Linked DNA regions of Homo sapiens: regions 2 and 3 are each linked to region 1. The links are chromatin contacts, found by Hi-C or POLR2A ChIA-PET in ENCODE. All regions are on one chromosome and are shown on one strand. The core of a region is the stretch at or near the end of the contact, and the rest is flanking DNA. Distances in the headings are between cores, read along the strand shown. Region 1 holds the start of BCL10 (BCL10 immune signaling adaptor). Region 2 holds the start of TTLL7 (tubulin tyrosine ligase like 7). Region 3 has its middle 53 kb from the start of PRKACB.

Region 1 (3,710 bases), core at 459-2,958:
TGACAGAGAAGAACAAAGACCTGGAAGCCACTCTTCACATCTGTACTTGTATACAGATCTTATTTCCTTCCACTTGTAATTTCTCAGTTCCTGTTTTATTAGCTGTAAAATGGGAATGGCAATTATCTTCTTTAGAGGTTGTTGCGAAGGTTAAGTGGGAACATTGTAAACTGTGTGACACAGCATCTGGAACATAGGAGGCCTAGCTCTTGGAAGTTCAAGGTTTTACTGGCACTCACCATGAATAAGACAACATTTATTCTACAGTAGTTATTTATGTTCCATTCTTATCTCAACTAGAATGTAAAGCAGGAAACTGATCTTCATTTTTTTGTATCCTTCCAGACCCAAGGCCAGTGCTTTCCATATAGCAAGTGCTCCATAAATCTCTGTTGAATGAGGAAACTAAGCACAACTCCCAGTCATATCCAGTTTCCTTCTGCTGGTGAGTCACACCAATTGTGAGTACAGTGTAATAAACCTTACAGGGAAGAGGAAGGGATTTGAAGTGGATGAACATTTAAAAAGTTGCCATCCTGTCCAGTTCATCAAAATGACTTTGTAAAAGTACTGCAGTGTTCAATAAGAACACGTTTCATGTTGAGTTTCTGTTTTTCATTTGACTTCAGATAAAGTATTTTAGTGATACTCATATAGGTCTCATCTGACAAAACAAGTAAACGCAAAGGAAAAAGAATGTCATATCTCAACAAAGCCATTCGTTACGAATAAATATGAAGGTTTATGTGGTTCTGCACCATCCGAGAAGAGCATAATTTAGCTACTGAATATTTTCGACGTTTACCTGTACATTAATTCTCAGCTACGTGTATTCACTCCCCCAACCCCAATTTAAATATGTGGGCGTCTGCTTACTAGGGGAATTCCAGGTTGTGCTTTCAGCTGTTGAGCTTCCTCAAGCCCCCTTATGCAAAAGAGCTTCACATTTTTGGTCCACTGCTTGGGATCCTTCACCTGGTACAGCCTTCGCTCTAGGCTGAGTGAGCAGCCTAGGCAGCCTGACTTAAGGATGAATCTGAGCCGCCAGTCCCTAACGAAGCATCTCCAAGAACCCAGTTGGGGGGAAAGCATGAGGAGATGGGTGAGGAGTGGGCAAGAATCAAAACACCACTTGGCAACAAAGCCCAAGCTCTGCGTTTAGCGATGTAAAACCTGGATTGACAGATCACTGGAGGATCACTGCCACCAAGGTCCCTCGGATGCAGGGCTCGCCACAGTCCTCCTGTGCTAGGACTTTCCGCTCCTCCGACCTGGAGGATCCTCCTTGTCCTCGGACTCCAGGCTTCCGCTTTCGTCTCCCGCTGGGCTGCAGCCCGCCCCCGCCCGCCCTGGGCACAGCTGCGTTACTCACGTCCTTCTTCACTTCAGTGAGGTCCTCCTCGGTGAGGGACGGTGCGGTGGGCTCCATGGTGGAGGCGGGAGATGGCGCTTCTTCCGGGTCCGGGAGCTCGGGCTGCGCCGCCCCGCCCTGGCTGGGGGCTTCGGCCTCCGGGTAATGGGGAAGAAGGAGAGGAGGCGGAGCGGGTCGGGAGAAAGACGGCCGCCCCTTCGGGAACAGAGGGACTCGGGGGTCAAACCGTAGCGCTTCCGGCCCCGCCTCTGAGGTCGACGGCGACGCGAATCTACGCGACGCGACGCGGAGCTCGGAGCAGCGTTCCTTCCCTCTCGTAGAGGCTCAGGCGCAGGCACCGCCCCACGGCGAGGCGCGTCGCTTAGCAGAGCCCGCCCTGTCTCTGCGGCAGCCTATCGACGCCAGCCCGCGGGCCGATCCTGTTCCCGCCCCCGACCGGAGCCTTTCGGGTGGCTCCGCCCACAGCGGGCGTTTCCTCAAGCCACGCCTGCGCAGGTCGTCGGTAAGTGGCCCGGGTTAGCTTCCTCATAAGGCATCGTTTCCGTGGGTGGGGTCCGTCAGTGCCCAGGCAGCTGGCACTCTCAGCCTTTGCTGCCTGCTCACTTCGGGGGAGTCCGGTCTGGGCTTGTCAGTACCTTGGGTTCCTCCCCTTTTCCCAGACCCTGCCCTACAATTTCCTGTTGTTACGTTTGCCAGTTACTGTTTTGGTCACACACAAACGCACTCATACACACATACACATGCATACACACAAACAGCCTAACTACAATACTAAACAAATTTTTGAAAGAAAAAAAGAAACCACCTACAATCCCACCACTTTAACACCTCATTTAACGTTTGCATACTTTTTGGTCACTGTTCATTATAAACATAGCTTTTCCTCATTAGTTAATCTGTGTAATGGAGATAGATATGCTTACCTTTTAGGGCTGCCGGGATCATATGTAAAGTTCTTAAAGGTAGTTGGGCACACAGTATGCACTCAACTGATTATTTATTTATTTATTGAGACAGGATCTCACTCTGTCGCCCAGGCTGGAGTGCAGTGGTGCGATTCTCGGCTCACTGCAGCTTCCACCTCCAGGGCTCAGGCGATCCTTCCACCTCAGCCACCAAGCAGCTGGGAGTCCAGCTAGTTTTTTTGTATTTTTTATAGAGATGGAGTTTCGCCATGTTGCCCAGGCTGGTCTCAAACTCCTGGGCTCAAGCCATCCACCCGCCTCGGCTTCCCAAAGTGCAGGGACTACAGGCATGAGCCACCCAGCTCATCCTACTCAAACATTTATTGAGTCCTTACTAATATGTTCTAGGCAACTTATACTATGAGTCCTCCATTTTATAGGGGGAGACTGATGAAGAGACGACTATCCCCAGACCGTATTTTAACTACTATGGCGCTGTGTAAGAAGCAACCTGAGAAGTGTGGATGAAAAGCTACAGGTAGAGCCCTGGGCCCAAGACGGTGGCTTGGACAACATGCTAAATAAACTATAAACTAGATGGTATTTGAAGCTACGAGAGTAGATAAAAATGACAGGAGGACCAAGGAGAAACTTGGGAACGCCAATGTTTAAGAAACGGGAAAGCAAAAAAAAAAAAAAACACACACAAAAAAACAATGTAACCAGAGCCACAAAAACCAGAATCACAGCAAGGGATTCTGATGTTTACATTATGTCCTGTTTCCATGTTGACACATTACACAAGGACAGTTTTTTTCTAATTGCTTAATTTTTCATCATCTTCCATCCGATTTACTGAACCATCCTTAACTTTAGGATGAATCCTTTCATTTAACAAATGTGTTTTGAATGTCCACTATGTGCCAGACACTGTTCTAGGTGCTAGGAAAACAGCTGTGAACAAAACCAATAAAAATCTCTTTCCTCATGGAATTTATATTCTAGTTTATTTGTGTTTGGGGCAGACGAGGTAGGCACTTGAAAAATTTTATCTAAGTTTATTTATTTATTTATTTGGAGACAGAATCTCGCTCTGTCACGCAGGCTGGAGTGCAGTGGCACGATCTCTGCTCACTGCAACCTCCTCCTCCCAGGTTCAAGTGATTCTCCTGCCTCAGCCTCCCCAGTAGCTGGGATTACAGGCGCATGCCACCACACCCGGCTATATCTAAGTTATTTTAAAAAAATAATTAATTAATTTATTTTTTTGAGACGGAGTCTCACTCTGTTTCCCAGGCTGGAGTGCAATGGCACCATCTCAGCTTACTGCAACTTCTGCCTCCCGGGTTCGAGCGATTCTCCTGCTTCAGCCTCCTGAGTAGCTGGGACTACAGGCACACACCACCACGCCCAGCTAATTTTTGTACTTTTAG
Region 2 (3,710 bases), core at 572-3,071, 1.3 Mb before region 1:
CATTTCTTAAGAAAAAATCTGTAAGTCGCTAATGAAAGCAAGTCAAAGGACCCATCAACGGGCGAAGAAAGACCTAGCATCCATTATTTTTACAGAAGGAGCATAGAAGGTCAATATAATTGTTGACTCTTAACGGCAGGGTAACAACAAACTAATTCAGTTTCCCACTATATAAGAACTACATTTTACTACAACACTCATATTTCTAAACTGACTAAGAGTCAAGGCTTGTCCAAATTCCATGGCTTACTGAGTGGTCTTGAACCTTCTCTGAATTTTGTTCCTTAGTCTGTAAAATGGAGTTATCACCTGTTATGCAATATCACAGAGTTGTAATGAATCAAGTAACATTATCTTAGTATGGGTTCACCTGTCACCCTATTGTGGGGTGCAGTTCAGTCGCACACCTCATGAACTAAGTAACTATTATTACTGTAAATGTCTCCCTAACATTTAAGACAGAAAAAGATTTCCAGAGTTCTTCTTACGTTTTTAATCGACTTCTCCAACACTTGAGCATCCACCAAATATCACTGCCAAAAATGTGCTGAACATCTCCTGTTATGACCTCACTCTCCTATGTAGTGTTGTTCACATATTTTTTGCCATAAGCTTTCTAAGAAAATAGATTATTTTTCACATGATTCAAAGCATCTTTCTTTCATATTGAAGGAGCAATAATTCCTTATGCAGAAAGTTTACAGGTTGTTGTTGCTGTTGTTTGAGATTACTCCTCAATTAATTAATTCTATGTTTAATATCTAATAGAGCATATATATGTACACTTGGACACACTCCATTAATACAGTGGAAAATCCATGGACTATAGAGTCAGGAAAACCTATATTCGAATTCCTGTTCTGTGACCTTGAGAATGTAATTTAACTTCCCTGCTCCTCAGTTTCCACATTTGGTTCTGGATTATGATGATTTAATAAAATACGATATATAAAAGTAAGTGCCTAGGCTATGAAGGTATTATTTCCTACCTCTCCTAAATCTTTTCTTTCTATGCCAGGATCAATCAAACCCACCCAGAATACAAGGCAACTTTCATAGGGTATCTTTTACATCAGTCGAGGGAACGCTGCGATGTGATATAAGTGGATGATGGCATGAGTCAGGCATCCAACAGAGCAAGATGTGGAGAAAGTGAGAGGTACCTACAAGGGCCCTAGACTTCACTCGCATGTGCGAAAAGGGCATTTTGATACCCTTTCAAGAATGCCCCGCATACTCGCGGAGGCTTATACCACGATGTGGGAAAACGACGGAATTACAGAATAAACCAGCAGGGAGCCTCCTCGTTCACCCAACCCGACCCCGCCCGCCCGAGTCTCCCATCTGGAGCCTAAAAACTGAGCTGAGATCACAGCAACTGACCCCGTCCCCTCCGCCCTCTCCCTCCCCCATTCTGCCCAAACCTCTCAGGGCACGAATGGTGCTGAATCATTTGCACGAACGCAGCAGCTCCCCGTTCCGCGGCTCCCAGCGGGGACGGTGTCCCCAGAGCAGTGACAGTCCGGGGATGGGGGCCCGGAAAGAGGGCCAGGGCGGAGCCTTTGGGGACGTGGGGACATGGAAGGGGGTCGGGGGAGGATGGCGGCAGCAGGTACTCACCCGGGTGAGGAAAGCCCAGCCCGGGTCCTCGCGTCCCCGCTGCAAGCGGTCCCCCAGGTGCTCCCGCGCCTCGCAGCTTCCCCGTGGGCGGCCGCCCCGACTCGGCAGCCTGCACTGGTGGTCCGGTGCTCTCCTCCGCCCGCCCACCGCCCGTGGCAGCCACGGCTCGGGACTCCGGTGCTCGACGCGGAGTGCCTGGAACAGCTGTCGCTGCCCAAGCGGGTGGCGGCTACCGACGGGCCAGACCATTCGCCTGCTGCGGCCGGGGGTGCACGACGTGCCGAGAGGCGCGGGCGCCGGGGGCGGCGACGGTTGGGAGGAACAAAGGACTCGGGGAATCCTCTGCCCCCTCGGAGTCAGGAGGTCCTGGGGACAGGAGGGATCAACGGAGGGGCCGCTGCCTCTTCTGGGGGTTTACTGAAGACACTGCTCGAGCTTTCCCGGGCCACACACACCCCCCCCCCGTTTGCCTTGGTCCCGCTCGGGGCTCCTTTAGAACGCGGCAAACAGAGGACTTAGCAACGCGAGCGCCTGGGCGGCGCCCCTCCTCAGAGATGCGAGAGGCGCTGGCCTGAGCGCCTCCGGCCACCTCCTTCTACCTCCGGGCCCTAGGCGCCCGATCCACCTGCCTATCTGACCACAGACATCTTCCCACAAAACAGTGGAGCTTTTTGAATCTTTGAAGAGAGTCTTCAGATCTTTTATCTAAGCATCTTTGTGAAGCAAAGAATAAACGGGTATCTGAGGCCAGCTCGAAAGTTAGGAAATAAAATCAGGTGGGGCCCCATCCCGTAGATGCTGAGGGACAGCTCTGACCTAGAGTTCCTGCTAAGCAAATGTTGAACCACGGCAGTTGTAAAAAAATGTAGATTTAGGAAGCCATTTCGAGATAAAGATTTACAGAAGATTGTTGCAGAAATTAAAGAATATTCGAGGTTCATTGTTCACCATTTTAGAGTTGCGTGTCTTGAAAACGGGAAGGCAATCATGTCTTCTCATAAAATGAATTGTATAGAACTGGAAGAAGTCCTAACACATGAATTCCTTAGACTTTTGTGGTCCCTGCTTCTGTCACGCTGGGTTCACACAGGTTCATTTCAGAGCATGGTGAAGATCAGGACAAGTGTACAGTTTTCCCTGTAGAAAAAAAGAAAAGATAGAACAGAATTGGCAACTACCTATAAAATGTGATTAAAGGTAGGAAAAAAAAAGGCCCTCCAAGTGCATCCCAAAAAATATAAAATTTCACAATTTAAAGTTTTGTCCTTCGTTGAGTAAATCAACATAAATTCAGCACTTTCTATAGACCACTGTGCTGAGAATAGTCTCATTTTCATTTCTTCATTTATTCTTCTAAAAACTCCTGTGAGATTGGTAACCTGCAATAGACCTCCATACAGCCTTGCCAGCATTGGGAACTGATCTGGTCAGTGAGGGCATCTTCTCATAAAGGACACTGGTGAGAAACTGGGCTCAGGGTTTGTCGTGCTGGGTTAGTCTCACGATCATAAGCGGCAGAGCAGACATTGCCACCTGGAGTTTTTGACTTGTTCCTTTCCCCTAGAATGCCTCTGAGAACGATATACATTAAACCGTGTCACATCTGTGATTGCAACTTGAATGTGAGTCTGTTTATCCTTCCTTTGTGAGAAGGGGTTTTAGAATGGAGAGGGGGCAGTTAGGTGTCCAGGGTAGGCATCACCCTGAGGCAAGAAGAGTGATCAGAAAGAAGAAGCTGGACTTCACCCAGAACTAGCCGAACATCAGCGTCACAATACACTGTCAAGGTCACATGAGGTTGAAGAGGAATTCTCCACTGCCTTCTTGTTAATCATCTTTACATCATTATTTTCACTGTATTACACTTTACACTATGCATGCACTATTACTACATTACATGTTATCATTCTTCCATTCCTAGGAAGGGGCAAGAATTTTTCAATAAACCTATTATCATGGGTCCTCATATACCTTATCAAAAAAAATGTTAAGTAACAGAGGTATTAGCAACACTTAACGTCACCTCAAGAAAGCTTTTTGAGAAATCAGGAATAAAATTAAATTGTTTCTGTATGATATGATATTGTTAC
Region 3 (3,710 bases), core at 752-3,251, 1.2 Mb before region 1:
CTTTTTCAACTCTTATACCCACTACAGTGTGATCTGGCAAAGCAGTGTCTATGTTGTTTAGTGTTTTAATCTCTGGAATGTGGCACAGTTCTTGGCTCATGTCATGGTGGAAGCTAAAATCATGGATAGTTAAATGGATCAAAAATTCAAACCTCCTGTAGAAGCGTACATCCTCCTCCCTTTCCTCCATTGGCAGGAACTTTGTCAGTAATGTATTGACTATTTGGGGATAATAGTTGATTAATGTGATAAGAGGGTACCTCTTTCCCCCCTTTTTATGGTATATAGTAACTTCTTTGACATTTACATATCAAAATTATATCACAGTTGGTATGGGGAGATTGGTCTCAGGCAGGTAGGAAGAAGACACTGGACTAGGAAAAACTAGAGTATTATGCTCCCAACCTTTTGAAAAATTTGTTATTCAAGGCATGTATCATTCAACTGTGCCACTGTGTTTCTCATCCTTGTTGCTGTCATTTACCAGTCTCTTGCTTACTTCTTATTCATCAAATATTTTGGCATCTGGCCCACAATGTTTCTCTATACTCTAAGCTCTGCATTCATCCTGGATGGTTTCAAATTCTATGTTAATGACTCATCTATCATCACTGCACCTCTGTTCTTTGACCATGTTATCTCCTATTCCCCTTTTGTTCATTCAGATGTCTAGTCTTGCCAAAGACCTTGTAATATTCATTAACTGCTCAAGAATCACCAATGTGTGTGATTCTTTGATCACAATTTCCTCTCCTTTTTGCTTGCTTTTTAAATATTCCCATTATGATCATTCTTCATCAGAACCTCTCATCCATTTATCCATCAGTCCTCTCACTTTCATTTTTTCTTCTTAACCATTCTAGATTACTTGGTCCCAAAATTCCTTTGCACATCTGCCTCTTTATCAAATCTCTCTAACAAAAATGTAACTCATGATAAACTCAGCTATGTGCTTTCTCAGTGCTTTCAGTCAAGAGCTAAGCACTGCTAGAGAAAGCTGCACAGAAGAACACTAGAAATTTACTATCATCAACCTCAAATGAGCTGTCAACATGACTTTACAGTTTTACCACATTTCTCTGATCAACTCTGTCTCTCATTCTTCACAAGTTCTATTTCATTTCTCTCTCTTTATACCTCTGACTTCTCCATTATCTCTCTCATTCTAAGTCATGATATTATGTCATATTTTACAAGGAAAATAAAAGCTATCAGACAGGAACCCCTTTAACTTCTTCCTATTAAATGTTCACACCTACTGTATTTTAACTTGACCATCTTATTCTGTTATAATAGAGGAGTTGTCTGTTATATTTATCTATTGTTCCATCATGCAGGACTCCTAAATTTAGCAGCTTAAAGAGTGACAACATTTATTTTACTTATGAAAGTAAGTAATTTGGGCAGAGCTCAGCTATGCACTCTATATGACATCAGCTATCTTAGCTCTGCTAATAAATCACTGCTATGGTTTATGGGGACTAGAAACACATGAAGCCTTGCTCATTTACATGTTTCCCTGTTGATGCTGGCTGTACAGGTAATTTGAACCTTACCTGGGACTGTCAGCTGAAGCACCTACACATGACCTCTACATGTGGCTTGGGCCCCATATCATGTGGCTAAGTTCCAAGAAGGAGGGAGAGAGCCAGGTATAAGCTGTATCACCTTTTATGACCTAGCCTCCAAAGTCAAGCAGTGTCACTTCAGCTGCATTCTGTTTGTTAAGTGAGTCACTTAAATGAGTCTGTATCAAGGGAAGTTGAATTAGATTCTGCACTTTGATGGAAGGAGTTAGAAAAATTTGGGGACATGTAGAAATCACATTGTACATCTTTCTCTGCAAGCCCAATCACTCCACTATTACTTTGGATCCCAACCCCTCCTGCTTTCCCAGGAGTCTTTGTATTCTTATCTTTTATATGTATAATAATATGTCTTCTCATTTATTTAAAAAACGTGTACCCCTTTTCCCTTCACTTTCAGTTTTCTCTTTGACCCTACTTTCTCTTTCCCTTTCTCATCGCTCACCTACTAAAGTGAACTGGCCTGTGATTTACAGTATGTGTGATCAAATCAGTTGACTTTGGTGCCCAGGCAGGTAATTTTAATGTGTCTTGGGTAAAACCTGAGACGAGAAGAAAGAAGAAAGAGAAAAATGTTCTTTTTCTGCTCTTGCTGTATTATAGTTACTTACAATCAGGTTACAGAGAACTTAATCAGCTTTTAGAATATAACATGTTTGAATGTTGTGGTCTGCATATTAATATTTAAGTATTAACTTGAAGTTATATGAAGTATGTAACAACATAAAAAATGTCAAACTGGGTTACATGCACAACCTGGTTTAATATATAAGAACCTAATTTCTAAATACCTTTAGAATCTTTGACCTAACAATTTCTTGGTTCTTTATGATTAGATTTAACTTTCTTGTTTTTTTGGTTTTTGTTGTTGTTGTTGTTTTGAGACAGGGTCTTGCTGTGTTGCCCAGGCTGGAGTGCAGTGGTGTGATCATGAGTCCCTGCAACTGCTGCCTCCTGATCTCAGGTGATCCCTCCCGCCTTAGCCTCCTGAGTAGCTGGGACTACAGGTGTGTGCCGCCCTGCCTGGCTAATTTTCGTATTTTTGGTAGAGATGGGGTTTTGCCATGTTGCCCGGCCTGGTCTTGAACTCCTGGGTTCAAGCGATCCACCCACCTCAGCCTTCCAAAGTGCTGGGATTACAGGCGTAAGCCACCACAACCTTCTTGTTCTATTACTCACACAAGTTTAGCATGAGAAATAAACACGTTAATGACTTCTTATCTTTAATCTTTATTGTACTCAGGGGCATCAGTGACCCAAAAATCTTCAAATGTTTTTTCGCAGTGATATCTGTAACAATAACAGTGGGAGCCATAGTGGAGGTAGAGTGGGCAGAAGGAAACTTTTTTGGTTTTTGTTATGATTGGTTTTTGTCGTAATCTACTTTATAATATTCTGTGTAGTAGAATTGAGAAACTATGTTACAGTAGTACTATTTTCAAGTAAAAATTTAATTGAAGTATACCATACATTTCAAAAGTATTCAAATCCTAATTTATAGGCTAATGAATTTGATAAAGTGAACACCCATGTGAATTTTCACCCATACCAAGAAATAGAATATTACTGAAACCCCAGAAACTTCCCTCCTGCCTGTACCCAATCATTGCTAGATTTAAAATGTGGAATACTGCATCATGTTTTCCTTTGTGACTGCCTTCTTTCACTTATGTATTTGTGACACTTATCCATGTTTTTGTCATAGCAGTGATTTATTAATTTTCACAGATATATATCATTGTATAAGTATAGCAAAACATATTTTTTCTATGGTTGATGTAAATTTGGGTTGTTTCCAGTTTGGAGCTCTTATAAATAATGCTTTGAACACACTTGTACATGATTTTTGGTAAATATATGTATGTTTTGGTGAATATGTATTTGATGAATATGTGTTATGTATACACTCATACATACATGCATATATACATGCATATGTGTCTTTGTGTGTGCGTGAGAGAGAATGATGTTGAATTAATTGCTGGATTTCTGGGTCACAGATCATGTGGTTCTGGTAAATACCACCAAATAAATTTTCAGATTGGTTGAACCTGTTTCTAACCAGCAGTGCTTAGGGTTTTAGTCGCTCCACATCCTTCCCAAACTTGATGTTTTTCATATTTC

Evidence for each region. A loop is a pair of places that touch in the nucleus more often than their neighbours do. ChIA-PET counts read pairs that join two places held with the same protein, here RNA polymerase II (POLR2A). Pooled maps may share reads with other maps.
Region 2: a loop to region 1 is called in a map of ascending aorta, with 6 times the contacts of the local background. The contact joins the promoter of TTLL7 here to the promoter of BCL10 in region 1. A Hi-C loop is called at or near these places in 1 of 168 maps with a recorded cell type or tissue (ascending aorta) and 7 of 50 pooled maps. POLR2A ChIA-PET finds 5 or more read pairs at or near these places in 1 of 52 experiments (OCI-LY7).
Region 3: a loop to region 1 is called in a map of CD8-positive, alpha-beta T cell, with 2.4 times the contacts of the local background. The contact joins the enhancer-like site here to the promoter of BCL10 in region 1. A Hi-C loop is called at or near these places in 1 of 168 maps with a recorded cell type or tissue (CD8-positive, alpha-beta T cell) and 3 of 50 pooled maps. POLR2A ChIA-PET finds 5 or more read pairs at or near these places in 1 of 52 experiments (A673).

The regions. Positions count from the first base shown.
Region 1 is chr1:85,274,924-85,278,633 of GRCh38, forward strand. BCL10 (BCL10 immune signaling adaptor) reads right to left here and starts at 1,709. Exons shown (of 3, transcript NM_003921.5): 1 at 1,373-1,709. The coding sequence starts at 1,429. It overlaps BCL10-AS1 (BCL10 antisense RNA 1), which reads left to right and starts at 1,435. Exons shown (of 2, transcript NR_045484.1): 1 at 1,435-1,874; 2 at 2,718-3,165. RefSeq lists enhancers at 902-2,101, 1,307-2,009.
Region 2 is chr1:83,997,311-84,001,020 of GRCh38, forward strand. It overlaps TTLL7 (tubulin tyrosine ligase like 7), which reads right to left and starts at 1,822. Exons shown (of 21, transcript NM_024686.6): 1 at 1,621-1,822. It overlaps LOC124904205 (a long non-coding RNA gene), which reads left to right and starts at 1,978. Exons shown (of 2, transcript XR_007066195.1): 1 at 1,978-2,396. RefSeq lists silencers at 1,482-1,611, 1,622-1,721.
Region 3 is chr1:84,089,055-84,092,764 of GRCh38, forward strand. It overlaps a transcript of PRKACB not described here. Among named protein-coding and RNA genes, the nearest start is that of PRKACB, 53 kb to the right of the region's middle. Within about 2 kb of position 2,002, at least 6 of the 41 ENCODE cell types and tissues checked have a DNase peak (open chromatin) inside an H3K27ac peak, as active enhancers do; they include CD8-positive, alpha-beta T cell, where a contact is called at or near this core.